4 separate regions of the Mus musculus genome follow, and all the other regions are linked to region 4. The links are chromatin loops, found by intact Hi-C in ENCODE. Cell type or tissue: heart. All regions are shown on one strand.

Region 1 (8,000 bases), 49 kb before region 4:
ACCCTGTCTCAAAAACAAACAAACAAACAACAAAAAAAAACAAACAAACAAACAAAAAAAAGAAAATGAAATATATACCAACATTAGACAGTATTAGACAGTATTTGAAATCTGGAAAAGAGTTATTATTCTCTATTTTAGTAGGTTGGAGATTTAAGTTCTACTTTAAGAGAGGATGTGAACTCTACCTTATCTTTCAAATACAAAAATCCTTAGTTTTTAGAATAAATTTTATAACTAAAAATATTCTCAGATAATAAAACCACATGGGACTAATAAGTAATTCATTATTTTAAACCTGGCATATATAACATAATTCCAGTAAAGCTAAAGGCTCTGGAAAGTCCCTTGCATTCATTGTAACAGGATGAATTTCACAGGAAAACACTGCTAGAAATGTCAGCCCAATGAGTCAAGATAAAGGGAACTCAATATAAAACAGGAATTTAAATAAGGATGGTCAACTGAGTGCTTAATGCAGTATAAAAACAGATCCTTACTGAATTACTCAAAAAAAGTCTCTATTGATTTCTGAAAAAATGTTAATAGGGATCACTGGAGAAACAAAAGTAATTATGGAAAAGAACCACAGCTATTAAGCCACGAATCCGTAAAGCTGACTTTTTTGAAAATGGAGGCACTTTTAGACAACAAATTTGACAGTATAAATACTCTGCCCCACATGTGTTAAACACAGCCAATCACTGCCATTTACTTTTCAACTTCTATAAAGCCTGAGCTATTGCAATCTTGAGAGTAGAAGAGCAACAGCAGCCACTGGGGAACAGTTGGGAAGAGCTTGAATCTCAACCCTTTCAAGGTTCCTAAGCTATGGGCAAGCATGTTGATTTGGAACTCAAATGAGACTGCTGCCATTAAACACAGAAGAATGGCCAGTCTGTCTCACTACTAACTTCCCATGAACTGTCCTTAAGTTTATCAGGCAATAGCAGCAAAAACTACTATTATTTTAAAGCATGACATGTTCTGCAACTCAAGGCAGTAAGTATGTAGTGCGGACCTTCTGTTTAATCCAGGATGGCAGGCATGAAACGCTCCTTTCCACACAGTAAAGATGGAAACGCTCATTTCACCTTAAAACTCTAATGAGATTTTTCTCAATTTTAAATTATAACAAGAACTAAGTTAATTTGGTAGAATCCAGTGTTATGGAATACCCCTTTTAATCTGCTGATAAGTACATTCAGCCAGGAGAGTATTTCCATGTTTCTCTCCTCCAAGTGTTCTGTCTTTGTCTTTTTATGACACAGGTCTATGACTTCCTAGCACACTCTTCTCCACTCTCCTTAGCACTGGCTGCTCTTCCAGAAGTCCAGAGTTCAACTTCCAGCAACCATTTGGTGGCTCACAACCATCTATAATAGAATCTGATGCTATCTTCTGGTGTGTGTGAAGACAGCTACTGTGTACTCATATAAAAATAAATGAATAAATAAAAATAAATAAATAATTTTTTAAAAATTTTGTTTTTTAACAAATCCTAAGTTTCTTAAAGGAAAAGATTATAAACCACTATCTACCCCTTAAGGTGCTACTCGTCATAAGGTAAAGCTAATGAAAAAGTGCATTCTTATGATCACCGATATTTCCCAACTAAACATTAGTATTAATAGTACTGCTGATGAGCACTGGATTTTAAAACAAAATTCTTTCTAAACATTTCATAAAATCATGGTTCAAAAATTAGAATGTTACTTGATTTCAATGTTACCTAGAAATTTACTTTAAAGGAAACACAAATGAATTAGAAGGAATTAAGTCATTTTCTTTTTGTTGCTCTTTCTGACGTGAGCGCAGTGAAACAGAACTGTAACTCTACTGTTCTTCTAATGAGAACAAGGTCTTTGCAGAATAAACAAGTGTGTACTGGTTCCTCTTTGCATCACAATTTTTCCTACCAGATGGCACATAAATCACTGGTGAAGACAATTATGAATCAGAGCAGTAGTGAATAAGAAGTAGACAGGATGCTGTAACCATTACACTCTTTGGGAAAAGTTTTAATTACAAAAGCCATTTATATAAATTTTTGGAGAGGAAACTAGGACAGGAGATAGCATTTGAAATGTAAATAAAGAAAATATCTAATAAAGCCATTTATTTGAAAATTAAAGAATCCTATCATCTAATGCTTGTGTCTTTCTTCCTCAGCCAAATTCTCTTTCATTTTCTGTTTTCCTGCAGTCACACCCAGTACTGTTTCCAAGGGACAAAACAAATATGATTTCCTTGTAATTTCACAATGGATACCACATTAACACTGTTCTATTGAAGCCAGAGAAAAGCAGAGAAAAATACCTGAATTTCTTTATAGGCCTTTTATATACATTTCATTATAGTACATTATTATAACCCTTCACAACAGGCACTGTGTTGCTCATTTACAAATGAAAAACAAGTCTTAAAACACATTATTTCCTAGGGTTTTCCCCTAGAAGTTTATAATAACATTGAAATATTTTCTCCCCTTTCTGAAGTATAAATGACTACAGGTTTAGAACAACTGCACATTTTCAAGATGTGAAGTTCATGTTTACCAGGTTTATTCATGGTCAAAGTATTATTGACAATTCAACAAATGAAATATATTGAACTTTAATTTCTAACAATATTTACCACTACTGAATTAAAGGGAGAGATATGCAAGACAGATACTTTTCTAGTCATATTAAGCAAAATAAAGATTGTTTTTAATTTTTGAATAAAGAGCTACTTATAACTACATACAAGAAGCTTAATTTAAAAAAAAAACTAAGTTCAAACTTTAATTCAGAAATAATAATTTAGCAGAACAGTCAACCTGGGAAATTAAGTAGTATTCCAAAATGGACAACCAAATAATTACCCAGCAGCCACCTTCAGTGGCTCACTAGCCTATTTGTAGTATCTTTCTTTCTTTTTTTAAATAAATTTATTTATTTATTTATTTATTTATTTATTTATTTATTTATTTATTTGGTTTTTTGAGACAGGGTTTCTCTGTATAGCCCTGACTATCCTTGAACTCACTTTGTAGACCAGGCCGGCCTCGAACTCTGAAATCCGCCTGCCTCTGCCTCCTAAGTACTGGGATTAAAGGCGTGCGCCACCACGCCCGGTTTGTAGTGTCTTTCTGAGCACAAAGAAAATGAATGGGTCCTAATCTCTTAAGAGAATACAGAGAGGTGAGAGAAACTGAAAAGTACTCTTTTCAGAGATCCACGAGCTTTCAAGTCCAGGCTGTTCCTACCGTGCTTCTACACCATCTTTAAAAAAGTATACTCGCAGAAGTCATCTAGTCATCAAGCTCTCTGCTATAACAGGAAAAGTAGACAGCCAGACCTGGCTACATGCCTGCAGTCCCAGAAGACTAAGGCAGGCAGAGCTGAGGCACAGTCTTTTGCTGGGCCAATCATATGAACTCTAAACTATGAGAAGTGGGCATTCTAACCCCAACCTCTATTGGACTGACTTAGCATTAAGTGTTGTATGTAAAGTTATTCACAAAACAAACATGCTTAAACCCTAATTCTAACCCACACATGCTTACACAGCACTTCCAGTGAGGGTAGTGGTAGGTGGAGATATAATCAGAAAGGCCTTCTGAAAGATAGCTATCTTTCAAGTTAAGAATTAAAACCCAGAGCCAACAAGGGCAAGTTGTAGAACAGGTATAAAAAGACACGTGAAAGGACAAGAGGGAAGCAAGGTGCTCAGTATGATGTGCAGCTCCAGTTACTGGAAAAAAAAAAGATATCTTTAATTCAATTACTGCAGATACAGAACTGAGAACATCTGATCTTAAAAACAAACCCGTCTCCATGCTCTTAGAGAAAGAAATGTAGAGCTGAGCCCAGATGGCTTTCAGTACTAGGGCATTAAGCAATCCGGTAAAACAAAACAGAAGATGACTAATAGCTTCGGTCTGGTTCAAGACCACTTTCTCTTTTTTTTCAATGTGCCTGTTAAATTATTCCAATCTGCCATTCATTAATAGTAGTTACTGGACCTCTGGCAATTTTTGGTTTGTATTGTTTTGTTTTTCGAAGAATATAGACAGAGGAGGCAGAAAAAGAAAAGTACATCAATATTTTTCAAAACTCTGGCCTTCTAGACCTTTCATTTCCAATCACATCAAGTGATTCACATAAGCTAAGTGAAACTTGAAGAAGAAAAACAGGAGGGAAAAAAAAAAAAAAACAGAAATGTCACCACTAATGAAAGACCAGAAAGAACAAAAAAGCCATACATAAATGTTCTGTGACTCCAACAGGCCTAATTTAAAAATAACAAACAAGGATAAAAGTGTTTGCTACTCCAATGATGAAGCACTATCTGCATATCTATCTGACGTACCTTTCACCTGAAAGTCACTTTGCTAAACTGGCACAGTGTAGGATGGCGCCAATGAAAAACGTCCAATTTCCTGATTCTCAAAGCCAAGATAAGCAAACGAAGTTGGTTTGATCTAGTGGCAAACTCGAGGGAACTTACCCTTTACAGCTGAAAAACCAGAACAAGAACCAGACTTTTCACTGAAAAGATTGGATTTTGAAATCAAATATGATCTCATGTTATAGTCAAGAAAACTAAGGCACGGAAATTTAGTGACCTTCCCTAAATCATATAAGTTAGTAGCAGGTTTGTTAATAATGCCCATGTGGAGAATTATTAAAATGTGGACCTGCTGAAAGTCTTACTCATAGAAACTAGCTTTATTTTAGCCAATAATTACTAAAAAGCACTAGAGAGTAATTTTCTTCATTCATTGGCTGAAATGATGTAATTTCTAATATTAAGCATTTTGACTTAGATAAAAATCATAAGCAAAATGGATTTGGTATTTAAAAATAATCACCTCTATTTACCTGATTATCCTAATTGGAGAAGTAATTAGAATTTCTCATAGTACAGTTGTAGCAATCTTAGAAATAGTTTAAGTCACACGAATAAATGAATGAATGAATAACCCAATTCTGGAAAAGAATATAATAGAAAAGAAAATTTCTCACTAATTTATTCATTTCTACCTATAGTAGAACAAGAATTGAGTCTGACTATTTTAAGTTATTAGAGAAGTAAAACTAATGTGTTACTTACTATGTGTTGCAAAACGAGACAAGATATGGATTAACAGCCGCAGAACAATCTTACCAAACAAAAAACCTTATCTTATTTTTCTAAATTTTATTATATAATTGAGTTTGAATTTTATAATGAAATTACATTTTAAAAATACACTTTAAAAATTAGTGGATTTATAATTATTTATGGCAAAAATTGCATTTTTATTGTGATCTCTCTCTTAGATACTTCTCACACACACACACACACACACACACTTGGAACTTGGACACGGCTAAACAGAGAGGCATGGTCCATCCTTATTTTACTAGGCTCTCTTTCTAATAAGAAAGCCATTGATCGCCCACACTCTGTTCTAGCAATATAACTTTCCAAAGGTTTCTTTTCCCCTACAGGATAAGGAAATTTAAATTACATTAGCAAACTCATAATGACCCCCAAAGCCCTACAGGTGCTATCCACCTCTGCCCCTCTATGCGCTCTGACTCTGCCTTGGACCACCCTGCTTCAGAAGCTCTTGTCCCTCTGCTCAAGTGCCCAGGAAGCTGATAAAGCGTTCCTTACCTCTGCTGTAGAATAACGATACTGGCATCTGCACTTCCTGTGTCCCCTAAATGCTTTCTTTTCTCTGGTGGCACTTACTGCCATCAACACATCTACACTCAGTTTCTGTCTGTCTACCCACTGACAGAAATGTGAGGGAGGAGATGGGTTTGGTCTGCTCTGTTCACTGTTTTGTTTTCAGCATAGAAACAATGCTTGTCTCACAGCAAAGTTCAATAAATATTTCTGAAATACAAATTCTAAATTCGGTAAGTACTGTTGACATACCAAATGATTACTCTGCATATTAAAAACATAAAACTATACAACAGATTCTATGAAATGCAAATAGTACCGAAAGCTTGGTCTTGCTTTCACAAAGCCTAGGTCAGTGGTTCTTAGAATGTAGGTTACAACCCCTTTAGGGGCTGCATATCAGATATTTGCATTACAGTTCATAATAATAGCAAAGTAACAGTTAGGAAGTAACAACAAAATAATTTTATGGTCGGGGAGTCACCACAGCATGAGGAACTGTATTAAAGGATCGCAGCATAGGAAGGCTGAGGACCACGCCTAGGCAAAGAAAGAATACTAAAATACATGAGATAATTATCTTAATAACAGGCAGCACTAGGTGTGATTATTAACTAATTAGGTATATTTGTAAGTGACTCATGAAATTAGCCTGGATATTTTACATTATACCTAGCATGTAATTAAGTGCTGCAATGAGTATCATATACTGTCTCCTTCAAGTTCAGAGAGGGAAAGTGAATAACGTGCAGCAAGAGAAAGAACCTAAGGACAAACTGTGTAACATAGTGTTTTGAAAACTTGACACAAACTGGAAAGAGGAAAATTTCAGCTAAGGAACTGCCTCTGGGGTGGTCTGAATGAAACTGGCCCCCATAATCTCTTAAGGAGAGGCACTATTTGGGATAAGTGTGGCCTTGTTTGAGGAAGTATGTCACTGGGGGTGGGTTTTGAGATTTCAAATGTTCAAGCCAGGCCCAAGGTCAGTCACTCTCTTCCTGCTGCTTGCTGATTCAGATGTAGAACTCTCAGCTCCTTCTTGGGCATCATGCCTGCCTGTGTGCTGCCATGCTTCCTTCCATGATGATAATGGAATAAACCTCTGAATTGGAAGTCAGCCTCAATCAAATGTTTTCCTTTATAAGAGTTGTCATGGTTAATAAAACAGTAAGTCAGCCTCCATCAGAGGGCCTGATTAATGATTGAAGTGGGAGGACCCAGCAATTGTGGGCAGTGCTACCCTGGCAGGTGGCTCTGTTTGCATAAGAAAGCAAACTAAGAGAGCTTTAGGGATAAAGTCCAGAGCAGCATTCCTCCTGGGTTTTTTGTTTCTTGGTTGAGGGAGGCCTTGAGTCTCTGTCCTGACTTCCCTCAGTGACAGACTAACCTGTCAGCCTTCCCTCTCCCAATTTGTTTTAGGTCAATGTTTTGTCACAGCAACAGAAAAGCAAACTAGGACAGCGGGAGATGAGGCTCCAAGAGTGTCCTGTAGCGTGCACTGGCAGCAAACAGACAAAAGGAATCTGATGAGGCAGCACAGAGACAAGTGAGAAACCTCAGTCCAACAGAATGAAGGGCATGAGTGATGAGTAAGGGTAAGCTGAGAGACCAGGACAGCCCAGGAGATCTAGAGCACAACCTTCTAAGTAGAGGCCTCAGGTGTGGGCAAAAATCTCACAATAGGCTGCTGCCAGGCCTGGACCCCAGCAACCCAACCCCTGGGGTTCTCTGAATGGCTGCTCAAAGTCCAGGCCAGAACCAACAGAAACTAAGTCCTAATCACGCTCTCTTCTCCTCTCCCAGTCCCTCCAAGATAGCTAGTCACCAAGGGCTACACAAGCACAACAGGGAAGCAAGTCCAGTTCCCGGGCTCAACGCAAGAACAATGCTGAGCAGCCATTTTTTCCCAAGTTTCCAGCTAGATCCAAGAAGATTGCTATCCCCATGAAATCACATCTTTGCACAAGCTCACCCCCCCCTTCCTAATACTGCTTCATTCAGTCTTGTAAGTAACATTAAAATAAAGACCTTTAATAAGTACTTACAGAAGAATACCACGTATTCTCACATTCTGGTTCTAGGAAAATAGGACTAAGGCAAATCTACATAGAATATCCCATATTCACAAAGAAGACTGTTTATAAGAAAATGATTCCATAGGAAAAGTGCTGTTGTGGGTAATTCAACCTAGGAGGAGAGTTAAGAACAGTCTGATTGGTGAGAAGCAAGAAAACACAATCAATTACACTACTCAAGTTCAGACTGTTTGTTGTGATACAAGGGGAAGAACTGAAGAAGACGAGTCTGTAGAAGAATCAATTCTCCAGTGTAGCATT
Region 2 (8,000 bases), 76 kb before region 4:
AGGAAATCATCACCTGTGATTCCTGGTCCCCTATCTTCAAACTGTGAGCCACAATACACTCTTCCTTCCTAAACTTGTTTTTGCTAATGTGGTGTGTCAGAGCTCTGAGAAAAGTAACTACTATATCATACGAAAGTCTAAGTTCAATTAATTCACCAGGTTAACACTTTGACTAAAAGCAACCCCGTGTCCTGTTTACATCCATATGTCAGTGCAACACCATCAGGTAATACATTACTAGTAATGAATGTACAAGGGAAAGTCTGACAAAACTCCAGGCATGTGACGACTACTTGTATTCAAGTGGATTGTTACTTTTAACCTGTTCTTATTTTTGTCTGTGTGCCTTTTTTGGTATGGTGCTCTATACAGTAACAATAATTGGTTTAGAGCAACTATCTCTTACAAAATAAAGCTATGATTATCTTTACCTTTCAAAACAGGAGCTACAAAGATCAAGTAAATTGCTTAGGATTAGAGCTGCGCTCCATGCTCCATACTTTATAGTATGGTATGTGTCTCTACTAACAGTTGAGAATTGTTATTTGGTATTGGTCTACAGTAGTTCCTTGATTTTCAGGTGTTCTTTTATGCGTTTAAAGGACTGGTTGAGAACAGTATCCATGTAGAGTGTTTGATCAAACTGACCTCCCTTTCCTCCCCTCCTACTCCTTCTCTATTTCCTCACTGTGTGCTATTTTTTAGTATGCCAAAAGCTAGCTAATGCCTCATCAGAGTGGAATTTGAAGAATGTAAGAATGGTAGGTAAATAGTAATTTATAATAATTTTATTATATAAAACATGAAGTTGTTTTATATAGAAAGCAGATCACAAATAACCTAGGACAGTAGGTCTCTGAATAAACATATCCTAGCAATGAATCCTAATTAACATTTTAGCTGCAGCTAAATTTTCCAGTAACAACTAATCTCACTACAAGCACCAACAGAATAGTTGACTAGCCTAAAGAAAGGCCACAGTGGATACTAACACTCAGCTACTATAGTACAGGTTATACCCTGTACTGTTGCATAACTTTCCATGTGTTCTCCCAAACAACTTCTCTTTAGCTTGCAGGGTTATTTCAACAAAGAACAAGTTCAAGTCCAGAGCAATGGAATCTTCCTTGGAATTTCATGGTCCACTTTAATCACAAAGGATCTACTCATTAAAACCACCCAAGACATTACTGAAAGGTTGCCAAAATGGAGAAGCCAATATCCTTTTTCATCCGGATGCATTAAGATTCATGGAGCATGTCTAGCAATGTAAACAAAGGTCATGCTATGTGACTGGGGTGTAGTTCAGCTCGCCCACCATGAGCAAGGGCCTGGGTCCAATCCTTAGCATCACAGTGAGCAAGCAAATATCTATGAACAGTTACCAGGCTGCCACACTCAAGATGAATATAGATACCCTACATATATGAAAGCAAATCCCTTCATTTTTACAGAGTTCCCTCTAATCTAAGTAGTGTTAGCAACACAAAGGCACAGAACTATATTTTCACTAATTTTGTTGTCCCACAACTTATTATGTTAACAATGAATCTAAACACTTTATTAAAGTATGTTCTATAAATGTAGTGTTTGAAAAAAATTGAACTTACAGAAAAAAAATCAGAACACAGCCTATTTGCCTTGTGACAAGGCTTCACAAGAAGATAAGCATGTTAGGAAGGCTGGCAACATGTACTCAAAGATCCCAGGGTGGGTCCATTACACAAACATCTTACTGTGTGGAAAAATAGATGGGCGTATAATTACAAGCCAAATGAAACAGCTGATATACCACAAAGTGCAATAAACGTCAGCTCCCTTGTTTTAAACACTAAGCACAAAATGAACCACAGAATTATTATATTCCGAGAAAAGTTTTCTTATATGCCAATATATTCTAATAGTTCTTATATCCTTAGCATCATGTGACATCTGAGTATTTATTGACGTTCAAATTTTCAGCAAAAATTTGGAATAATCTGTTAAAATGGTTCTGTTAATATGCTTTACTTTGCCTTCCAAGTAAATTTGTAGGTTAGGTCAATAAAGTTTCCCTTTTTTACCCCTAAAATCCTTCTCAAAACAATTTTTCATTTTGACACTGTATGATAAAATGCTTCCTTTAATGTTAGTGATGTACCTAAAAAACACCAATACTGTTAGCAATATTTTAGGAAAGGTTCTATTTAAATGATACTTTTTTTTTCTCTTTCCAGTACCTACTATATACAATGAATATGTGTTTTTTATAATAAGAAAAACTTTCTCAAAGTTTATTTCATAGTGGACTACCTTGTAGAAATTTAAGTAAAGCCTTCTATTATGAAAGATATGTGGAAAAACTTGAAGGTCCAAGTTATACATCATCTCACTCACAAGCCTTAAAATCCCTAAAGGAAGTTCTATAGATTGCCATGCACACATATATGAAAGGCAGACTGTTATTTAGGAATAACTCTCAAGAGTAGAGCTGAGGGTAAGACTTGGGAATCATCATTTAAAATAAATATCTAAAGAATGAATAGATCTTTGCAATGTCTGAAATGTTTACTTAAGTTTCCCAGGAGTAGCAGATAAAATTAAGGGAAAGAAATATAATATGCAACCATAAAACTTTATAGTGAATAATCTAAAAAAATTTGGTTACACAAATTATCTTGTCTCACTAGTACTCTCTTAAACTTTATGTTTAATAAGATACCCAGGGTGCCTTGTATGAAGCATAATTTAATTACGCCAAAAGAAGGAAATTCTATTTCCTTTATCAAATATATCGATGAATATATGCATTCAGTATTGTCTGTGGAGAAAGCCCTAACATAGAAATATGAAAAATAATTTTAAGTTTGACAAACAGTAAGCATTTCCCCTTTTAGCACTGTCACAGATTACCTGGAAAAGAGTAAATTTAAGGCATTTAAACAAATGACTATTTAGAAACTGCAGTATAAGGATTAAAAAACAAATCATAAACTACTGCCTCTCCCTTTGGACAGCAGGGCCCATGAGTTCCTCCTGTGCAGGGTGAGTCTGCTCAGTCTTCCAGTCTGCTGAGGCCCTGACAATGGCACAGTGCCATGGCCCAACAATTGGCGTATTGTTCTCTCTCCTCAGTGGGAAGCCCTGACAAGAGTGAGCCTGGATAGTGAGATACCACTGCCTTAGCTGAGTCTATCCCTGGTATACGCAATGCAAAGAACAAAGCTGTCCCTGTGGCTACAACAAGCTTTTGAAAGCTGTATTTATTAGGTTTTTTTTAGTAAAAGCAGTATCTGAAACAGAAATCCCTGACTCAGTATAACCAGTTCCAGAGCTTCCAGATGAACAGTTGAAAGGAGTTTGCAGTTATAAGAGACCTATTAAAAACCTAGAACTAAAAAAAAATAAAATCTAGAACTGTGGTGTTCTAGTGAGAATAAAGAATATAAAGGAATGATCATAAACTAGCAATAGCTCAGTCATGGATTAGACTCAAAAGAATCTTACAAAACTGCAACTCTCAACACCCAATGGCAGATATTTAAGTCATATTTTTACCTAGAGCATTTTCCAATACTGCTTTTATCTTCAAAAAGTAGCCAATAAGCCAGGCGTGGTGGCGCACGCCTTTAGTCCCAGCTCTCGGGAGGCAGAGGCAGGCGGATTTCTTGAGTTCTTCAAGGCCAGCCTGGTGTACAGAGTGAGTTCCAGGACAGCCAGGGCTACACAGAGAAACCCTGTCTCGAAAAACAAACAAACAAAAAACAAACAAACAAACAAAAAAAGTAGCCAATAAACTTCCATGATAATTCCTTTAAGAACAAGGAATCCGGCACAGAACTATGTGGATAAAGATTAATTTACATTACTTTTGATTGCTGTGTGTCTTCTTAACCCCATCTAACTAAACTTAACTCATAAAACCACTCAGAAAAGATGAGGGAGCTGGTTCATCTTCTATGACGTGAGCTCTAAATTTCCCACAGCATGGCCATCTTTGGACCTCCTGACCTTAGGACCCATAAACACTAAGGCACAGCATTAATCACTCTAATTACAAAGATGTCATTTTATAATAACAAAGCAAGTCCAAACTTGAAGAAAGCAAACATGCAAGAGTGAAAATGGCATCCACTCTTATAGAGTCATCTGTACTTCACTGTCCTCAGACCCTGAGCATTGAACACTTGTGGTCATGCCTCTTTGGCCTTTTATAAATTACTTGAGATTATCTCCTATAAATAAAAGCACAGCATAGTTATGTATCAAACATGAAAACCCTCAGTTCGTCAAAAGCTCACCTTATATATGCTGTGCAAATGCCTCTCTCCCTCTTCACAGCTTTCTTGACTACAGAAGCTATTAAAACACATTGCGGGGGCTGGTGAGATGGCTCAGCAGTTAAGAGCACCAACTGCTCTTCCAAAGGTCCTGAGTTCAAATCCCAGCAGCCACATGGCGGCTCACAACCATCCATAACAAAAAATCTGATGCCCTCTTCTGGAGTGTCTGAAGACAGCTACAGTGTACACACATTAAATAAATAAATAAATCTTTAAAAAAATTTGTTTGGCCTAGAAGGAGCACAAACGTGGATGGACTACGTTTATCATATAGGTATATGCACTGATAAAGAAAGAGGGAACAGGGACATGGCAACTGCTGTGGCCATGTATCTAGGGTCCTGTCCTTGTCCCTGCACATAGCTGGAAATAAGTATGGCTTTGAGATAGCAAGGACAGGAAGCTATAGCAGTTGATAAAAGATTTGAGACCAATTTTAACCAACTAGTTATAAATCAGGCTAGAGAGCTGATGGGTGGATAAGTGGATGGATGGATGGATGCATGAACGGGATGAAGGTAAGGGCAAGGGAGGAAGGAAGTTAATTCAGCTAAGCTCTCAAGCCTAATGATTTTGTTATTTCACCAAGAATAAAAGAAGCCAGGGTTAGTGGTTAGCAGGCTACAATTTAAAAGGCTAAATGTGAATATTAAGGTCAGTATTACTGTGAACTCAAGAGTGACTTAAGGACCTCTGACACACGGTAACACTCAGATTTTCACAAAGAAAGCCTAGATATATCAAAATAATTTGGGCCACTGATAACTTTATCACCAATGTTCTCATTTCCCGCCCTCTGATATGTCAGTCTCAGAACCACCTCTGGACCAAGCCTTTCTTCCTTTCTATATGTGAGGTTCAGTTTACGCAATCTTGGGAAATTCAACCCTATTCTCTGATGAATTTAACTAGCTTCAGTAGCTTTTACATGTCACTTGATAACTCTTACTCTCACACGTTTTACTATTCATGTATATATTAAAGCTATTTTTAATTTATGTGTAAATTTTCACAATGTTCTCTACTTCAGAGGGATAAAAATTATACTTCACATTTCCACAATAATATTTTCCAAAGGTAAAATGAAGGCTCTGTTGGTCATATGCACTCTAATTCAACTATTTGTAGAAAGAGAAAACCTGGACCAATAAGAATAAGTATATTTCAATAAAACTTTATTCATACAAGCAGAGTGTGGACTATTCTCAGATTTTAAGGAACAGTCTGTCAGCTTCCATTTAGACTTGGTGTGTGTATGTATGTGTGTGTGTGTGTGTGTATGTGTGTGTGTGTGTGTGTGTGTGTATGCACACACATGTTTTACACATGGTTTCACAGGTTGGCCTTAAAAGCTCAATCTTCATGCTTCATGTTCTTAAGTTCTGGGATAACTGATGTGTGGCCACAGGTAGTTTACTTTGAAGTTTTGACTTTAACGAACATTTTTGGAGCTAGTCCTACATAACCATGGCTGTTGGGTTTCTAAGATCAGAATCATTCTGCAAATGATAAAAATCACTTTAGAAGGTCCAGTAACTGAAATGTATAGGAAATGATAAACTTTCATGATTCGTCTGTAGGTGGTAGGTACTAGCACGTTAATCCTCTTACCACTCTACTGCAAACTTTCACAGGGCTGGTAAATGAATCTATACTTGAAACCACCATTCATGTGAAATGCACACAAGCAGGCAGTGACTCCAGAAGTCTGGTGAGAGGCAAGTTTAATTTCAGCCTACTTTGAACCTTGCTATCCTGCACCTCAGTTCATTTTGTATACCCTTGTCTTCTACATAGACCCACATACTTCAACTACTAACAACAGTTTAAAGATCTGCTCAGATAACAAATGGGAGAACTCACTGTGTTCTTTCATGGAAATGGTTGCCATCATGACTCCCATGCTTACCACCCAAGTCTACGCTTTATTTGGTATAGCCATAGGCAGTAATGCCTTTATAGTTTATTAAAAACACAGTGGAGAAAAACCCTCCCTTACAGTTTTACAAAGCAGAGAAAACAATTTTATCTTCACATGAAAATAATGTGAAAATAATATTCAACATTAAAAGAAAGAGCTTGCAAAGCAAACAATCTGCTTGTACCAAAGGAAGAGTTCAATTTGAGTTTTTCCAGCTTCCCATCTATTGTCATAGTGCTATAATACTCACATGAAGGGGATAGTTAATATTACAACAGAAAGCATCAATAAAAATATCCATAATGACTTTTACAGACTTAATCAAGGGATAAAGGTAACTAGATGCTCAGAAAAACCTCGGTGAAATCAGTTGCTAGCTGAGGGTCATGAGGTGGCACAGGCAGTCACAATTCATAACTTGAATTCTAGCTTGCTTTTTGTAGGAAAACTCGGTGTCGCAAAAGGATACCAATACTAGTTCTTTGTCCAAACTCTTCTACATTAAGGGCTCTTCTGAGAAGCAGAACAAATCACTAACCAAAGCTGCAAGTTAGATCAACAACAAAGCTCCAGTCCGCTCATTGCTTTGCTAGAGTCTTGGTCACCTGGAGTGTGGCCAAGCTCGCTGGGAGCCTGTGCACCCTGCCCAGCACTAAGGTCAGGACTGTCTGCCGCTTGCTTTCTCCACACACATCCTCTTTGCTATTCTTATCCAGGCAAAACACACTCATTACAAACGTTCATAAAGAAGGTATTTTTAGGTATTTCAGTAATAATTTAAAGGGATAAGCATTCCAGTATTCAACATAACCTTATTAGGCATACATTTGGTCTGCTGGTTTTGTAAAGAATATGCCAACATAAAAAATTTTTATTTGTTAGAGCTCAGCTTTTTGTACTGAATTAACAGTTAAAAAATAATGGGTGAGTTAAAATTTTTGTTTTTAATCTAGAGGTAGACACTCCCATTAAAGGCACTTGAAATGGCAGAATGCAGTGTTTGTAGGCACAGGTAGGCAAGACCATCTTTGCTTAAGTTTTAAGGTCAGTTCTTAATTTTCCTTTATTGGTTAAGAAGTAGAATCTTGTCCAACAACCTCATTATTGAATTTCAAATTAATCCAAGTGATAATAAAATCTAAACCAAACAAACGAAAACTTAGCTGAAATAACAAACACTTTTGAAAATTACTTAGTCTTTTTTGTGATCTATTCATAGTTCTTTGATTACAGAAAAAAATTAAACTCATTTGGTTTTTTACTTATTAGGAAACTTTCTGCTTAAAAACAGGGTTGTTTGTAAAACAACATAGATCTGCTCATACATAATTTAAAATTTTTAGTTGTAAAATTTAGGACAAATCAAAATGCCAAAGCTTTTAAATATTAATGAAGTATTACATTTTCTTTTTAACATATGTCTTCTTAACTCTATCGCCCTTTCCACATTATAGAGAGAATGACAGACAACTGCTAATTAATCACAAAGGACACAAATTCAATAAATGACAAGGTCATCATCCAAATTAACTATGTTTGAGTCTACGTTACCAGGAAGCAATCTAGAATAGTGCTCAACCAGACACTGCTTACAATATAACCATAGAAGCTCAAAACCCAAACTGGTCTATACTGGTTCAGAGAACAATTCCTTTCATGAACAGGTTATGAACAGTTATTCCAACTTCACCATCTATCAAGACCAGTGACAAAAATGTCCCAATGCAACTAATCCAGGGCTCAGAAATAATTGAGTA
Region 3 (8,000 bases), 100 kb before region 4:
TGTTATCTATTCAGTAACATTCAAATTTACTTCTAGTAGAGATGTGAAACTAATTAGGCATTATAAAGAAGGAGCTAGAACAGCTCAGGGCTAGTCTGCAGAGTGATTACTTAGGACAGTAGCCAGTCTTACCCAAACAAGGGAATACACAATGGCCTAGCTAATAGGTGGGTTTACCATGTAAGAGTTAGGGAATCCCACTGAGAGGAATCTTCACTACAGCCTGGTATAGCAGGCTACATTGTATATTACAAGTTGGTGAATTCTTCTGACAAATGGAGATTCTCCATAGATACTTAAAAGAACAGCCAAGTTACACTCATACAAGAATTTATCAGCCTAGGAAATAGGAGGTTTGTGGTATTGCAATTTTCATGAGAAGGTCTGCTAGAGCAGAACCCCCTGGTGCTAGCTTTCACAAGGCTCAAAGGAGTAGCACAAATTGTGATGAGGGTGTGAAATCCTTACCTGTCATTAGCTGACCTTAGGCAGAGCTGTTTTATCTTTACTGTAAATATTACCTGGTTCCTGTAAGTCCTTCAAAAGTCATTCCTTTGTTTTGTGTCAGGTAACTTCAATGTACATTTCCAGCCTTGACCTCCTACCCCTTTGCTTTCTGTGTTATATAAGACTGGTGTACACTTTGTGACAATACATTCAGATTCTACACAATCTCTTGTGTCGCTTCTGTTTGTCATTCATTCGCCGACTCCTTGTTCACCTGCAACTAGAGACCCATTCTAAGCAGACAGGGACCAAAAAGGGTCTGTGGCAACCCGGGTATTTGGTGATTCAAAATACTGTCAGTGAGGTAACTGATAACAACTGTAGAATGAAGCAAAGAGGAGGCACTGAGACAGGTAACCCAGAGATGAGACCCTGAGACAGTCAGAAGACTGTTAACCATGAACCTTAGTGAGGAAAGTAAGAGATCGATGAATTGCCTTAAGTGGTTTATGCTCAGGAATTTAAATAAATGGGAATCCCTAACTAGTGTCTACTGACCTCAGCCTTCTCTTTCATATGGCATATCATGCTGCCATATATAAGCCACACAGTAAAGTAAAACCCCCTTTGCATTTTTTTTGTCACACTGTATGTTCTTCTACGCTTCCCCAGCATTCTTGTTCTCCTATGATCTAGCCGCTGGAAAGTGAGTGGCACAAAGTAAGGACTTCATAGAGCTTTTGCTGGACTTTTTCTATTCCATGTGAAGGTCTTCTTCTGCCATCCAAGCTCACCCTGAACTATCCATTCTCCTCTCTCACCACCTTATGTAACTACAACTACAGGTGCACGACATTGATATTTGTTCTAGATTACTACTTATAATGCCCAACACAAAGTAAATGCTATAGAAATAGGTGTGATATTGTGTAGAGAATGGCTAGGAATGAAAGTCTATAGAATCTAGATGGAAAAAAGTTTAGATCCATAGTTGGGTGGATTTATGGATGAGGACCCACAGATATGGAGGGTCAAATAAACTAAGTGTGAGCTGGGGCCATTGCTAATCTATGAGGTCTGCAAGAAAAACAAAATGTCCAATGCATAACTTAACAATCTCCCAGCCAAAAGTATATCAATGCACAGTAACTTCTTGGCTGCTTGTTTGTTTGTTTTTCAGGATTGTTATTTATGAAGCTCTTAGAAACCAATGTCAAGAGCTGAAAGGTAATATACCAGGTGATATTTAGTAGTGCTGCACTTGTGTGCCAACAGATTTAGGAGCTACAAGAAATCAGAGTGGGGGTGGGGGGTGATGGATGAGAAGGTCTATGAAACACTGTCTTTTGGGTATGACTGCATTTCATAAGGTTTACTTTCAAGCATCTTGCTCTTAAAACACAAAGGAAGAATCTTCCTCTGTATCAGGTGTTACAGAAGAGTCAAATATGTTGGTTTCAGCTGCGCATAGATACATTAAACTTCCTATTTCTTATTCTCTAGAATTGGTCCAATTTCATAAATTCCCAATATATGTTTGAAGGATGGACTGGTAATAGATGCATATCTTCACAATACATGCTAAATTAGGGGGCAGGGTTGCGGAGGTCTCCACCCAAGTCAATGGTTGATCCTTTAAGCATATGATTTGCTTAAATTACAATAAATACATGTCACTCATTAATTCTGTACAGAGGTCTTAAGACCTTTTCTTTGATGATTTGTTGAAATTACTATTCCCATCAACCATTTGAAATCCATGCTATGGTTAAATGTGACCTAACTCTTGAGAACTCATTCTGGGTCTTTTCAATTCTGCTCACTTGTCTTATCTCATCTTATTAGTCATGTGCTTAGGAATGCCAGCTAGAGGCTAAATAAACGGCTTAAAGGGTAAAAGTGCTCGCCACAGAAGTTTGAGTAAGTATTAGAATCCCAAGACTGCAAAAGCTAACATGCCAAGAGTGATAATCTCTACTCTCTTTAGGGAGATGGGAGACAAAGACAGGGGAACTCCTAGAAACCCACAAGACAGCTAGCCTACCATTTGTAGTAAAAAAAAATAAGCAAAAGAAATTGTCTCAAACAAGATGTAAAGAAAAGAGCAGTACCAAAGGTTGTCACCTGATCTATGCACGCACACCATGGCACGAAAGTGACCAAATTCACACACATATGTGAACGCATACATATACACATCACGTGCTCTTTCCTCTCCCACCTCCCACTCTCAGAATGTCATCTAGATTTTCATGCCAAGTGCGCTCAAATTTAAACTAGTTTATTTAAAAGTAAACCTTTCCTTTAAAAAAAAAAAGGAAAAAGAATATTTTCCTCTTCTTATTCTTGTTTCTTTCCCATTCTTCAGCTTAAAAAATGTAGACAATGCTCCTTAGCAATCACTGAGTAAAATATGACTAGAGACAAAAATAAAACTGATTCAAAGAGTTTAGAATCCGTTTATATGTGAGCATCAATTCCTTCCAGAGGCAAGTAAATCAAAACCCTTTCAGTGTGTGCTTCTCAAGTCCAGTTAGTTTTGCTTCATTATATATTTCAACAATAACAAAAAAATCTCACAATAACCACTGAAAACACTGCTCCTTTCTTCCGCCTTTTTAACGCCCCAAATTAATGCTGCTTGGTAGTTTTATTTATTTAGATAGACGTGTGTTCTTCTTAGTCTGTATCAGAAACTTGACACAGCCAAGACAGAGCCTCAGTTAAAGAAGCGGCCTGTGGCAATGCCTGTGATGAACTATCTTTACTGAGATTCGCGGAGGACAGCCCAGCCAACTGCAGGCCGTATCAGCCCCGGGCAGGTGCATCTGGGCACAGTTCCTCTTTGGTTTCTGCTTCAACTTCTTCCTTGACTTCCTGCCTAGAATTCCCTCGGGGATGCACTGAGCCCTGGAAAGCATAAGCCAAATCAACCCTTTCCTCCCAAGTTGCCCTTGGTCAGGGTGTTTACCACAGCAACAGAAAGCAATCTAGATCAAGGTTCACTTTCTTAACATCATGTGCTATGCTTACAATTTCCTTTATAAGAGCTACTAACATTTGCCTCCTTTCATGCGGCTTGATACCCTGATTTTTACTCTGTCTAAACATGTTCCTTTTCCATAATAAAGTTTCAAATTGCCTACTCTCTAACCAATGCATACAAGGCTCTGAAGTTGTAAAATCTTCCAAAATTTCACTCTCAGTTTCCTTCTTATGAATTGCTAGACACTACCGTAATAAAAAATCAAGTACATGAAAAAACAGTTACCTCAAAATGTCCCCAGAATTATCCACCTTTATTTAGTGTGTTCTGTCCAAAGCAGTAAGGTCAGCCACCAACAGAACAATTAATTACACACATGGGACCGGTGAGATGAGCGCCTAGCATTAAGGCAGACACGGGGGGAGCTCAACAAACACCTTCCAATAGATACTGAAATGGAGATACGGAAGGGAATGCTGGGACAAGGTGAGACAGGCTTTGAGATACTTGTAATTTATCAAGTTGTTTAAGAAAATAGAAATTAAGTTGTTATAATATCCTTCCCATCCTTTACTTTTAATCATGCAAATGTATTAACTTTATTTCTTTTATAAGATTAAATAAGAAAAACATCTTTATATAAACATAAAAGCAGAATAACAGTTTTCTGAAATATCAATGTAGTTGAAATATGTGAAATTAACTAGACTAAAAAGAGGTCAAACAAAATCTTCATCATGGTGAAACTGCCTATTATCAATGCTACTAAGTATTACAAGTTGTAATTTGTTTTATGGTAGAAAAAAATTAGCCTGCAGGAATCTTGTTTGATACTGCATTTTTGAACAGACAATAACAACATTGTGTTTATTCTGTGAAGGGAGGTGTGGAAGAAGTTAACTCGAGCAGCATCATAACATTTACCAATCTGACAAGTGTGCCCAAGTTCTAGGCATATATTATGTGTGGACTCTATAAATAAATCGAGTCTACATATTAAAATGCTGATTCTTCTAATAAAGAACTTTATAAAATGTAATAAGCCACAAATAATTCGACAAAGTCATAAAGCAGTTTTTAAAGTATACAGAGAACAACGTATATATACATAAAAATACAGAGTAACTATGAACTGCCAGAACAACTCAAGTGTAATAATTACTTATGCTCAGTAGATGGCGACAGCTGCATTAGTCACAAACACACTGTTGATAGACCATAGACTAATGTACCAACAGAGCTTTAAGGGAGGTCACGTACAAATACTCTGTATGCATTAGACACAAATGACTTGCTCATGTACTCGTATTTGAACTGTGACTCTTTTCCAGATTGTCATATGGACTACATAGGAATGCTAGGGGATTCTAGCTATTTTCAGAATTATTTTATAAATTTAGACTGATGTAGGGGGTTCTGGTGTTCTATCCTTTAGATTTAAGTGTGAGTGTCAACTGATCTCATAACAAATATCGGATGGGGAACAATTCTCACTTCCTCTGCAGAGCTTATGAAATAGCAGTTCAGGGTAACAAACATGCTTAACTAGCGTGCACCGTTGTGTATGTGCAGGATATGCACATATGGGTACATGCACGAGCTAGTGGAGTCCAGAAGTCAGCAGTGGTGTCTTGTTCTGTCACCTTCCACCTTAATCTTAGGCTGAGCTCTCGCTGAGCCCACAGCTCACCCACTGGGCAAGCCTAGCAGAGCAACAAGCCCTGGGACTCTTGTCTCCAACGCACTAGCACACAGGACGGGCTTGTTACATGTATTTGGGGTTAAACTCAGGTCCTCATGCTTGCAAGGGCAAGGACTTTATTGATAGAACCATCTGCCCAGGCCCTGTGTGTGTGTGTCTTGATAAATATGTTTCTGAAGTAGAACAATAAAAAAAGACATGAAATCGGCCAGAAAGTTTTTTCTAACTTTTATGGGCTCATATTTATTTGCCTATGAAAAATTTAAAAAAAATAACATGCAAAAGAATATATTAGGGAAATCTCCTGCAGTTTGTTTCTAAATTGTTGATGAATATGTAAATATGACAGGTCTCTATTCAGAAGTAACTTAGATGCATTCTTCCAGTGGAAAACCCCACGCTTATAAGGCAGGAATCATTGGCATCACGTGTATTCTTCACTCCATGAGTATTTTACCTTCAAAAGGTAAAACTGGAGATTCCAGTTTGAAACTTTTCACAAACACTAACCATTTTAATTCTTTAATTATTTGAAAACTGGAAAACCACATCTTGTGTTATAATTCTCTGTGTTCTTACGTGTGATGTGTACATGTGTGTATATGATTTGTGTGCATTGATTGCATCATGTAAATGTATGGGTGTGTGCACCTATGCACACTCATGTGGAGGCCAGAGGAGGATGCAGACTGTCTCCCACATACCACTCTCCTCACTGCCATGAGAAGCATCTCTCACTGAATCAGAAGTTCACCATCTTGTTAGCCCAGCTGTCCACGGAGCTCCCAGGATCCATCTTTCCTTGCGCCAGTGCTGAAGTTACAGGCATGGACAGTCATGCCTGAATTTCTCTTGTCTTTGAGTGCTGGAGACCAAGCTCAGGTCCTCACACTTACAGAGCAAGTGCTCTCACCTGCTGAGCCACCGTCTCAGCACCATGTTATAATTCTTCATCACAAAATACTAAAACTCCATCCTCTGTTGTGGACAAAGGGTAAAAGACTGACGAACTATGCTTGATCCTAACAAGTTTAAGCAATTTCTCTTGCTCAAGTAAAATGCTAGATTATATTTATTTACATATAAACTGCATACTATTAATACTCCTTTTAGTAGAAAAAAGGATATCATGAAGAGCACCCCTTAATTTTAAATAAGTGTTATCGTGTTTGACAAAATTATATATTTTACATATAAATGTTTTAAGGAAGTAATTTTTTCAAAGTTTCAATGGCTTGCCATAATTTTCTATCCTGGTACATACTCATTCACCACCACCATCACCATCATCACCACCATCACCATCATCACCATCATCACCATCCTTTCTATTTATACTGTGTTACTAACACGATGGTTCTTAGTTTATTTATTGTATTTGTAGCTCTAGAGACCAAACCCAGGACTTAACACATACAAAACAAGGACTCTAAGTACATCTTGGCCCTGCTGTTGCCTTTTAAAGTCCATGATATAAAGTAGATTCTCTAACATGAATGGCAAATGATTTGTTTCTTTTCCCAATCAGAGCTCTAAGTGTCTCATGTATTTGTTTCAAAGCTTAATTGTTTTCTCGACCCATTAGACACCAGAATGCCTACAAAAGCATCACATAAACGCACGCACACACACACACACACACACACACACACACACACAAACACACACTAAAAAGCAAAGGCTGCTTTAATGACGCAAACAAACAAAACACTTTCATACCTGTTTTATGAACAGATAAATTTAGTAGAAAAGTATCAACTACAGGCAAATGCGTGGTCGGAAGTACTGCAATTTTCCTTTCAAAAACAAAATAGATTTACCAGAAGACCCAGCAATACCACTCTTGGGAATATACCCAAGATGCCCCACCATGCCACAGGGGCACATGTTTGACTATGTTCATAGTGGCCTTATTTGTGATAGCCAGAAGCTAGAAACAACCCAGATGTCCCACAACAGAAGAATGGATACAGAAAATGTAGTTCATTTACACAATGGAGTACTACTCAGCTATTAAGAATGAGGACACCCTGACTTTTGTAGGCAAATGGATGGAACTAGAAAATATCATCCTGAGTGAGGTAACTCAGACCCAAAAGGACAAGCATAGTATGTATTCACTAATAAGTGGATATTAGCCAAAATAAATAAATAGAGAGAGAGAGAGAGAGAGAGAGAGAGAGAGAGAGAGAGAGAGAGAGAGAGAAAGAAAGAAAGAAAGAAAGAAAGAAAGAAAGAAAGAAAGAAAGAAAGAAAGAAAAGAGGGAGGGAGGGAGGGAGGGAGGGAGGGAGGGAGGGAGGGAAGAAAGGAAGAAAGGAAAGAAAGGAAGAAAGGAAGAAAGGAAGAAAGGAAGAAAGGAAGAAAGGAAGAAAGGAAGAAAGAAAAGTACTTAATACTCAAGACACAGTCCACAGAACTCAAAAAAGTCAACAAGCTGAAGGGCCCATGTGAGGACGCCTCTGTCCCACTTGGGAGAAAGAAGAAAGCAATCACAAGTGGGGAGGGAGGGAGGGACTTGGGAAGGAAAGTGGGCGTGGGGGGGTGTAGTGAGGGGTAGAGAAGAACCTGATCTGGTATTGGGTGAGGAAAGAGGACTGAAGCCCTGAGGGTCAGCAAAAAAAAAAAATAATGGAAACAGGCAACTTCGGGAGGTAGGAGTTTGGGGGTACCCTCCAGAATGCACCAGAGACCTGGGAAATGAGAGACTCTCAGAACTCAAAGTGAGAGACCTTAAATGAAATGCCCGACAGTAGGGAGAGGGAACTTATAAAGCCCACCTCCAGCAGGAAGACAGGACATCAAGTGAGGGAGGGGGTTGCCATCCCACAGTCAATACTCTGGCCCATATTTGTTCCTGTCTGAAA
Region 4 (8,000 bases):
GATACACACCTCTACTCTCAGCACTGGGGAGGTAGAAGCAGGATGTCTCTGTGAGTTCAAAGCCAGCCTCGTTTACATAGCAAGTTCCAGATCATCCAGAGCTACACAGTGTCAGTCTTGCCCGACTCCCCTCTCTCCTTTTCATTCTCCCTCTCTCTGTGTCTACACACACACACACACACACACACACACAGAGACAGACAGACAGACAGACAGACAGACAGACACACACACACACACACACACACACACACACAATATTCAACTAAATCCCCAACCTGGTAAAAAGACAAATCTCAATTACTCATAGGCTGACCATCTGGCTGCAGAGCCTCACCCTTCTCCTCTCCACAGGCCTATGTAGCTTTTGTTCATCTTACTCCTGACTATTACCGCCACAGAATGTGAGTTGAGGAAATAATGTCCAAACCAGTCATGGTCACTAGTGTTAACAGACAGTTTTTGGAACTGAAAAAAAAAAGGGTCATTAAAACATGATAGTAAAATTCCATAAAAGTACTTATGAAGAAATTGGAGCTCAAAGATTTTTCTCAAACTAGGGGCTATTCCAAACCATAGGACTGGCTCCTCAGTTGGATGTTTTCTATTTTACTCTTGTTACTAGTGGAGAAACTGAAAACAAGCTGAACTAAACAAGCTGTCCTTGTCAAATGCCTTCCCTCTGCATCTCTATTAGACAGCCAAACCTGGTAAGAGGGAAAAAACAAGAACCCCACATGGTAACAAGTTAACACAGGTCAAAAGAGAATAAAAGAACCCCACATGGTAACAAGTTAACACAGGTCAAAAGAGAATTCAAGGATCCACTCCTGCCGTTCCCAGGGCCAGACAGTGAATGAGCATTTGGAGTTACGTCTGTCAAGGTTGCTTACACTAGAGATTGTCAGAGGCATGTTGAAATCCTTGCCACCTTGGAGCCGGAAACCCCAAGGAGCTGGGCCGACCAATGACACACTGTAGTTGCTCATGGTTCCCAGGGTTCAACGTGCAGTTCTAGAAAATGAAAGAAACTGCAAAAGAAAATTAGATAGTTAATAAAAATGATTATTAAAAACCCCAATTTCATATATCAATGCATTTTCTATAAAGTCAACAAAACTGTTCAGGTTTTTTTAACTGTTCAGGTTTTTGGAGTGGGGTGAAAAGATATACAGGTCATATCTAGCAAACTATTCATTTCAGTGGAGGAAAAGGAATTGATGAGCTAATTAACACTCAGTTTCAAACTTATGCCAATCTCCTATCAGGATGGACGTTTAGACATCTGCCCAGCTCCTACATTGATTGCAAAAACAAATTTGGTGGATTCTCACATAAGAATTTTTATTGGAGGAAATACATACCAGATCAGAATAAGATTTCAATTGTAATTAAGGCAATTTTCCTATTCTCTCCATTTCATGCTTCCTACAGCCAACAAGATCCCTTTTATCTCACTTCCTTCAATCATGTCAACATATAAAAGGGACTGCAGATCTGCTGGCTCTGTTCATGAATTCTAAACAATAAATTATTTTAAACTGAGATTAATTATTCTAATTCTAATTTAGAACCCTAACTCCTAGCCTCCTCTATAGGAACATGGTATTTTCCACAGTTAAGGAAACTTCATACTCAGCACATTATCCCTGAAATCACTTTTCTTTAGGAACTAGATTTCCTAAGCTAGCGTTGCTTCATCCTCAGTGGATCAGGTGTCTACATACTCTGGTGTGGTGGAACAGAAGTTTAGGTGGAGTTTAAAGGTGGAAAAGTATGTCAAGGAAGGAAAGATAAGGTTGCTGACGTAATAGTTCAGAATTTCTAAGTATGAAGTATGTCTGAAACTGGGTTTTTGTTTATCTAGTTGTTTGTTTATGGGGCTGGGAAGTGAACCTAAAGCCTTATTTTTCTTTCATATAGGCAATGAAGGGCTAAATTCTAGAACAGGTGGTATTTTAGTCTAAATTCTTGTTTTCCAGCAAAGCAAAGACTAAGCCTTCCCAAGACAGTAAATGAGGCTCTACTAACCATAACTGAAATACAAGGTTAACCTTAATGAAACTAAATTGGAGCCTTAGAAAATGACCATGATGCACTGTTTTGCTTTTATATTTTTCTTTTTTGTCCTGTCTTGCTGTACTTAGGCTCATAATGACTTCAGGATAGTTTTTTTTTTGGGGGGGGGGGGTTGTTTTGTTTTGCCTTGACTTTAATGTATTTTCTTTCTTTTTTATTTATTAATTTATTTTTACACTCCAGATTTTATAACCAACCCCCTTTCCCCCCTCTGTCGTCCACCCTCCAATTCTTAACTGTTCCACATCCCTTACCTCCTCCCCAACCCCCCCTCCATCCCCCCCCCTCCACAAGGATGTCCCCACCCCCCACCTCCCACCCCACCTGATCTCTAATTCCCTCGGGCCTCCAGTCTCTTGATGGTTAGGTGCATCAACTCTGATTGAACACAAACCTGGCAGTTCTCTGCTATATATGTGTTGGGGACCTCATATCAGCTGGTGTATGCTGCCTGTTTGGTGGTCCAGTGAGTAGCTTTTAAAAGCTCAAATTGACTTGAGTGTCCTACTTGTAATTAGGAGGCATTGGGAATAGTGAACATTGTTCTCTCTTTAAAAAGAATATTAAGGATATATAGTACTTCCATCTAAAAATATGGCAGGTACATCACTGTAATACTTTAAAGACACTTGTCAAAACAAAGCTTTAGAGATAGAAATATATCTCAGTGGTAGAGAGTCTGTGTAGCATTCACGAGGTCTTGGGTCTAATTCTCAGCTTATATATAGTTCTCTGAGAAATATATATAGCATATATAGTGTATTAAAGCAGCTGATTTAAAAGACGAAAAATCAGACTTCATCTTTTAAATCATCTACTCCAACGTCGATCCTGACACGTCAAGTTGTCAAGTTCAGCAGCACATGTACCACTGAGGAGAATGCAAATGAATGCCTTCTTCTCAAGAAGGGAAAGTGAGGCAACACTTCAAAGGAAATCTAGTTCCTACAGAAAAATTAGTTTCGGGAATATGTACACTGCAAAGCTTTTAAGACGGCATAATAGTACTAACCTACCGTTTAGTAACATATCTTTGGTACCGCAGTAGTAAGCAGTGGCTATACAAAAAGACCCAGAGGAAGCCAAATGGCAGGTGAGAACCAAATGGTAGCGAGCTAATAACAAGCCACACACCACTGCCGTGGCGCTAGAGGATCTCCTGAAGGCCAGTAGAGGCAGTCTTGATAGTGCCACACGGGACAAAGAAATCAGTAAACCCACTGACAGTCCACAGGCCACTCTCCTTTTTTAATCTTTAACTGTGCCAAGGGAAGAATGTGAAAGTTACGCTAACGGTACTCTGGCTCCATTTTTCCCTAGGAGAGAATGTATTGTACTTGTGTGTCATCCCACATCCATGTCACTTCCCTTTTCTTAGGGACTCCCTTCCTGATTTCTCCGATTTGTTATTAACATTTCTAGCACTAGCCAAGTCAGCCAAACCACAACACCGGTCTCTTCTCTAAATTCCCTTTCTGCTAGCTTCGCTTGGAATTCATTTGTCTGAAAATATTCTGATCCTTAAGCAACGGCAATATTTTTATTGGCTTTTTCCAAGTCTCCCCCATGTGGTTATTAGTGCCCAAATGCTAAAATACCAACCAAGCAGGCAGGAAATAACAGCTTATTCTGCTTTCAAACATGTAAAAACGTTGGAATTTCTGTAGAGCTTTGGATTTTCTTTTAGGGACAGCATAAATAATACCTTCCATCTACTGCTAGTGAGGGAGGCTAAAAGTGGTTTCCCACACTTGTGTGCGAGTTTCCTTGGTGTGCGTAACCGGGAGAGACCTACAAGTGAGGAGCCCTTCAATTAAGACAACCTAGAGATTCTTTCTCCCCTTCCTGAGATAGAATGGTGGGAGGACTAAAGCACTAAGGCTGAGGGATGAGACGTTTCCCAGCTTGGGTTCACGCCTAGCCCTGTTGGCCAAATAAGGTTCCCCAGCTAGCAGTTTCCGTAGCAGGCGGGTTCAGACGTCCTCGGGTCAAGAAGGCGGACCTGGGATAGGATCTGGCGATCACACCCTAGACCTGCCCAGCCCAGTCACGAATTTTCTTTCCAAGTTCTGCCCAGTCCATACGCCCTTCCTCTTTCCACTCATTGTCAAACGGGGCTGAAGCTCAGTCTGACCCAAGCCCCAAGTATACACCAGTTTCATAAAAACTGGCGACCGCGACTGATCTAAGTGGGCTTTCCTTCTGGACGCACCGACGTGTAACCCTCACAGGTTACACAACTGCACATATTTCAGGGAGGGGGAAATACACGCTTCTCCGTAGCCTGGGAGCCAGCAAACAAAACTGCGCCGCTTTCCCGTGCAGGCGCACACTCTCGGCTCGCCGGAGCTTCCCTGGGGGCTGGCGCGCCCCAGGCCGAGGTGCTGCCCTTCGCCGCCTGCCCTCCGGCTCGGCGGGCGCCCCCTGGTGCGCCCGGCTCTCCGGAGCGCCGGTCCCCGAGAGCCCCGGCTCCGGGCGCTCAGTCCCGCCGCGCGCCGCCCTGCCCCGGGCGCTTCTCACACCTCGGCGCGCACCGGGAGCACCTGAGGAGCAGCGGCTCCCGGGGACACGCTCGCCCCGTCCTCCTCTCGTCCCGCGCCCCTCCACGCGCCGCACCCCGTCACCCGCTTCTCCTCCTGTTCCCTCGCGGACCAGGACGTGCTCCTCCGCCTCCCGCGGCCACTCACCTCCTGACCGGCGCGGCGCACCCTCCGCCTCAGACCAGCGCTGACAAGTGGCTCGCGGTGCCTGCGCCGTCCCTCTCAAGCCGGTGGGGAACTTCCGCCTCCGCGCTCGCCCCGCCTCGCCCCAAGGCTGGCCACGCCCCTCCCCTAATGGTCACGCCCCCATGGTCCGGGCTGGGCGGGGCCACGTCGCTCAGGGCTTAGAAGGCAGTGGAGTCTCCCTGTTGTGCTCTGTGACTTGCTGGGACCGGCTGCCGCCGCCACAAAAAACAATTGCCCCTGTGGAGTTTCGGTGGGCGTAGTCTCCGGGGTGTAGTCTTGGACTGGTACCTGGCAAAGATCTAGCCTTCCGCTTCTCTGTTTTGTATTTCGGCGTTTTTCACTCTGCAGAAACTTGAATTGACCCGCAGTTGGTCTGGCTGAAAATAGAAAAGGGCTTTAGCTAAATCTCTGCCGGTGCAAGTTCAGCGACTACCGCCTGCTTTTGTGAAAGACCTCTGTATACTCTCGAGAAGTGCAAACTCTGAAGTTTGCTTGTCAGGAAGGTGAAAATCGCTAACCCTAATATGCAGAAGTTAAATCTGTCGTCAAGCTAAAGGACAGCCATACAAAGCAGTGGCCAAAAGTGATTCAGCCACTGTATCCTCAGCTTATTTTTCTAATTCCAAATTAACAGCACATTTACCTACTTCTGTAAAGTTGTTTGGTTTTGCCCAGAGAATTTATTCACAAGCAAACGTTAGTAATGTTTAACGAATACTCGAAAAGAAACTTTTAAAATATTAAAAGCACAAGTGTTAACCAAGTGGTGTATCAAACAAAAATAAACCTCAACCGAAGTCCCTGAGTCTGGAGTCTGCTCTAGAGGTACAAGCAAACTCCTAAAGTAGGTTCAAAGTTGTTCAAATAGTAGCCACTGGCCACATATGTCTATTTAACTCATTGTAAAAATGTTTTATATCATTGTTATGAATCTAAATTTATACATGAGTAGGATAGGATTTCCATTAAATAGAAGCTTCAGTAGGACTACATTTCACTGTACAGTTGGATGTTTAGTGGCCAAGTTGACATATATGGACCAGGTTTTTAAAATGTTATAAATTTAAAAAATAGGTATGTTGATTATATGTTGATATTATCTGCCTATTTAAAACATTATTACAACTTATTTTCATTTTTTAATGTATATACTAGAAAGTTTAACATGGATGTGACTTGCATATTTTGTTGGCCAGTTGTTGATTGTATTACATTCTAAAAGGAAAACTAGTTTGCAGGGAAGAATTTTTCTAATGTGGGATTTGTCTAGTGTGTTTTAGGGTTCTGTTTCATAGATCATTCCAAAGTAAATGGTTAAGAATGGTTACATGTAAACAGATATCCCCTGCAAAGCAAAGAGTCAGCCTTACAGTTGCCTTCATAGGATGAATACCAGCCTTAGTCACAATGTTTACAAATGAAAGTTGCAACAGATTCTATAACACATGATAGACAGTTCCACTTGTGACAAGTCACTTGCCTGTGTTACCTTATAACGTTCTTCTCTTCACCCCCTCATCTGCTTGGTGCTGATACAGTAAAAATCAAACTAGATCAATGCTATTTCATTACCAAGGTTTGAACCATAGCATCAGAGAATCAGCATCCTGAGATGATGAGGAAAGAGCTGAGAGTAGATAGGGTGGCCCAAATGTACCTTAAGTTTTAGTCCTAATTGCAAACCAGGCCTTCAACCTTCTCCCTTCCCACTCCAGTCCAAAGCCTGGGAACTATCAGCAGGTTAAGTAACTGCTTAATTCTTGCATGAATTGTTACTTATCCAGTTGTCCTCTTGGAAAGTAGCCTTTTCCTGGGTCCCATCAAAACTTAGAATCCTTAGATATGCCTCCCAAAATCATACTTTTAAACAAACACTACCTGTTCCATTTCCAGGAAATTGTTAAACTTTAGCTCCAAGATTATTCCCCAATCTAGGTCTATCTTGGTATCACAGAGGGCCCATCTGACATGTGTGAGGGCCTCATTCTCTCCTCAATACCACCACTAACATTACCTCAGCCTCTATCACCATCACTATTACTACCACCTCTGCCAACATCAACATCACCTCTACCACCACCGCTGTCTCTACCTCCACCACCGACAACACCACCATCACCATCATCGCCACCATCACCACCATCATCATAACCACCACCACCACCACCACCACCACTACCATCACCACCAAAGGCACCACACACACAAAAAAAGAAAAACTCACAAAGCTATTTCCCTAGACATGGTCTTGGACTCCAGTTAACGGCATACAGTTTTTAGGTGAGAAACACTGTTGATTCACCTTGAAGAGAATCATAATTACTAATAACTGTGAGGTTATCAAATGATCTATATTGCTTCATACCAACTATATTACTTTATTGGTTCCAGGCTGCCTTCCAATACCAGAAAGCATCGTGCAAAATTCCCAAGGAGGAGAGCAACCTGCAACCCTAGCCAGCTATGATGCCAATGAGCAACAACCAGCATGTTATGTTGCCCTTAAGGTTATGACGCACATACCTCGGTGGTAACCAACAGCTCCCTAATCATACTTAAGACCCAATAAGTCTGGTACCAGAAACCTAGCTAACTACCCAAGGCTAGTGAAGTCATGGATCTTGGAGAAGAACCTACCACCCCCACTTGACTAAAACAGCACAATACCTAACTACACTATAAATATTTACCCTTATACCCATAGACAATGTTTCTTACCCCATCAAGGAAAGTTTCCTTTGCAACAGATGAAGACCATTACAGAAAACCACAACTGATCAAAACTCAGAGTTGTGGAGCCCATTCTAATTGATAAAATTACAACATAACCCCTGCACTTTAGACTCGGGGATCATTGAGGAAGGGAGCAGAAACATGTAAGAGCCCAAAGAAGAGGAAGTTTGCTTTAAGACTTTGTCTCCTAGAAGCTACATTTATGAAGACTCACTAACATGGCTGCCTAAACATGACCTAAATAAGGATGGCAACAATAGACATGGTAACATGAAAGTGGAAAAACATCCAAGGCCCCTTAACCTAAGACAAGGAAGTATAGGCAACTAAGGAACCCTCAGACCAGGAGAAATAATTTTCCCCAGGGAAGAGCACCCTGATTGATTAACCAATACCCAATGGTCAGCTCTTAAAACATATTAAAAGAGACTATAAATTTGAATGAGACCAAGTTGGAGTATT

Evidence for each region. Hi-C counts contacts between places; a loop is a spot of excess contacts. Peaks named below come from ENCODE experiments on the same cell type or tissue, not always from the same donor. Only the 100,000 strongest peaks of a DNase experiment are listed, where the experiment ranks them.
Region 1: a loop joins it to region 4, with 3 times the contacts of the local background. A loop is called at or near these places in 4 of 42 quality-filtered maps.
Region 2: it touches region 4 in a loop (4-fold over the local background); 11 of 42 quality-filtered maps call a loop at or near these places.
Region 3: it touches region 4 in a loop (4-fold over the local background); 11 of 42 quality-filtered maps call a loop at or near these places.

The regions. Positions count from the first base shown.
Region 1 is chr3:142,342,048-142,350,047 of GRCm38, forward strand. The region is part of intron 3 of Pdlim5 (PDZ and LIM domain 5); the gene reads right to left. Among named protein-coding and RNA genes, the nearest start is that of Pdlim5, 50 kb to the right of the region's middle. In heart, no CTCF peak of the experiment used is centred here; a DNase peak (open chromatin) is centred at 3,334.
Region 2 is chr3:142,315,247-142,323,246 of GRCm38, forward strand. All of the region lies in intron 3 of Pdlim5 (PDZ and LIM domain 5), which reads right to left. Among named protein-coding and RNA genes, the nearest start is that of Pdlim5, 76 kb to the right of the region's middle. In heart, no CTCF peak of the experiment used is centred here; DNase peaks (open chromatin) are centred at 3,075 and 6,875.
Region 3 is chr3:142,290,429-142,298,428 of GRCm38, forward strand. All of the region lies in intron 7 of Pdlim5 (PDZ and LIM domain 5), which reads right to left. Among named protein-coding and RNA genes, the nearest start is that of Pdlim5, 100 kb to the right of the region's middle. In heart, a CTCF peak has its summit at 4,608 (motif pointing right); no DNase peak of the experiment used is centred here.
Region 4 is chr3:142,390,820-142,398,819 of GRCm38, forward strand. It overlaps Pdlim5 (PDZ and LIM domain 5), which reads right to left and starts at 4,877. Exons shown (of 13, transcript NM_019808.3): 1 at 4,767-4,877; 2 at 894-1,031. The coding sequence starts at 989. In heart, CTCF peaks have their summits at 3,246 and 4,486 (motif pointing left); DNase peaks (open chromatin) are centred at 3,292, 4,082 and 4,902; H3K4me3 peaks cover 3,448 bases; H3K27ac peaks cover 3,460 bases.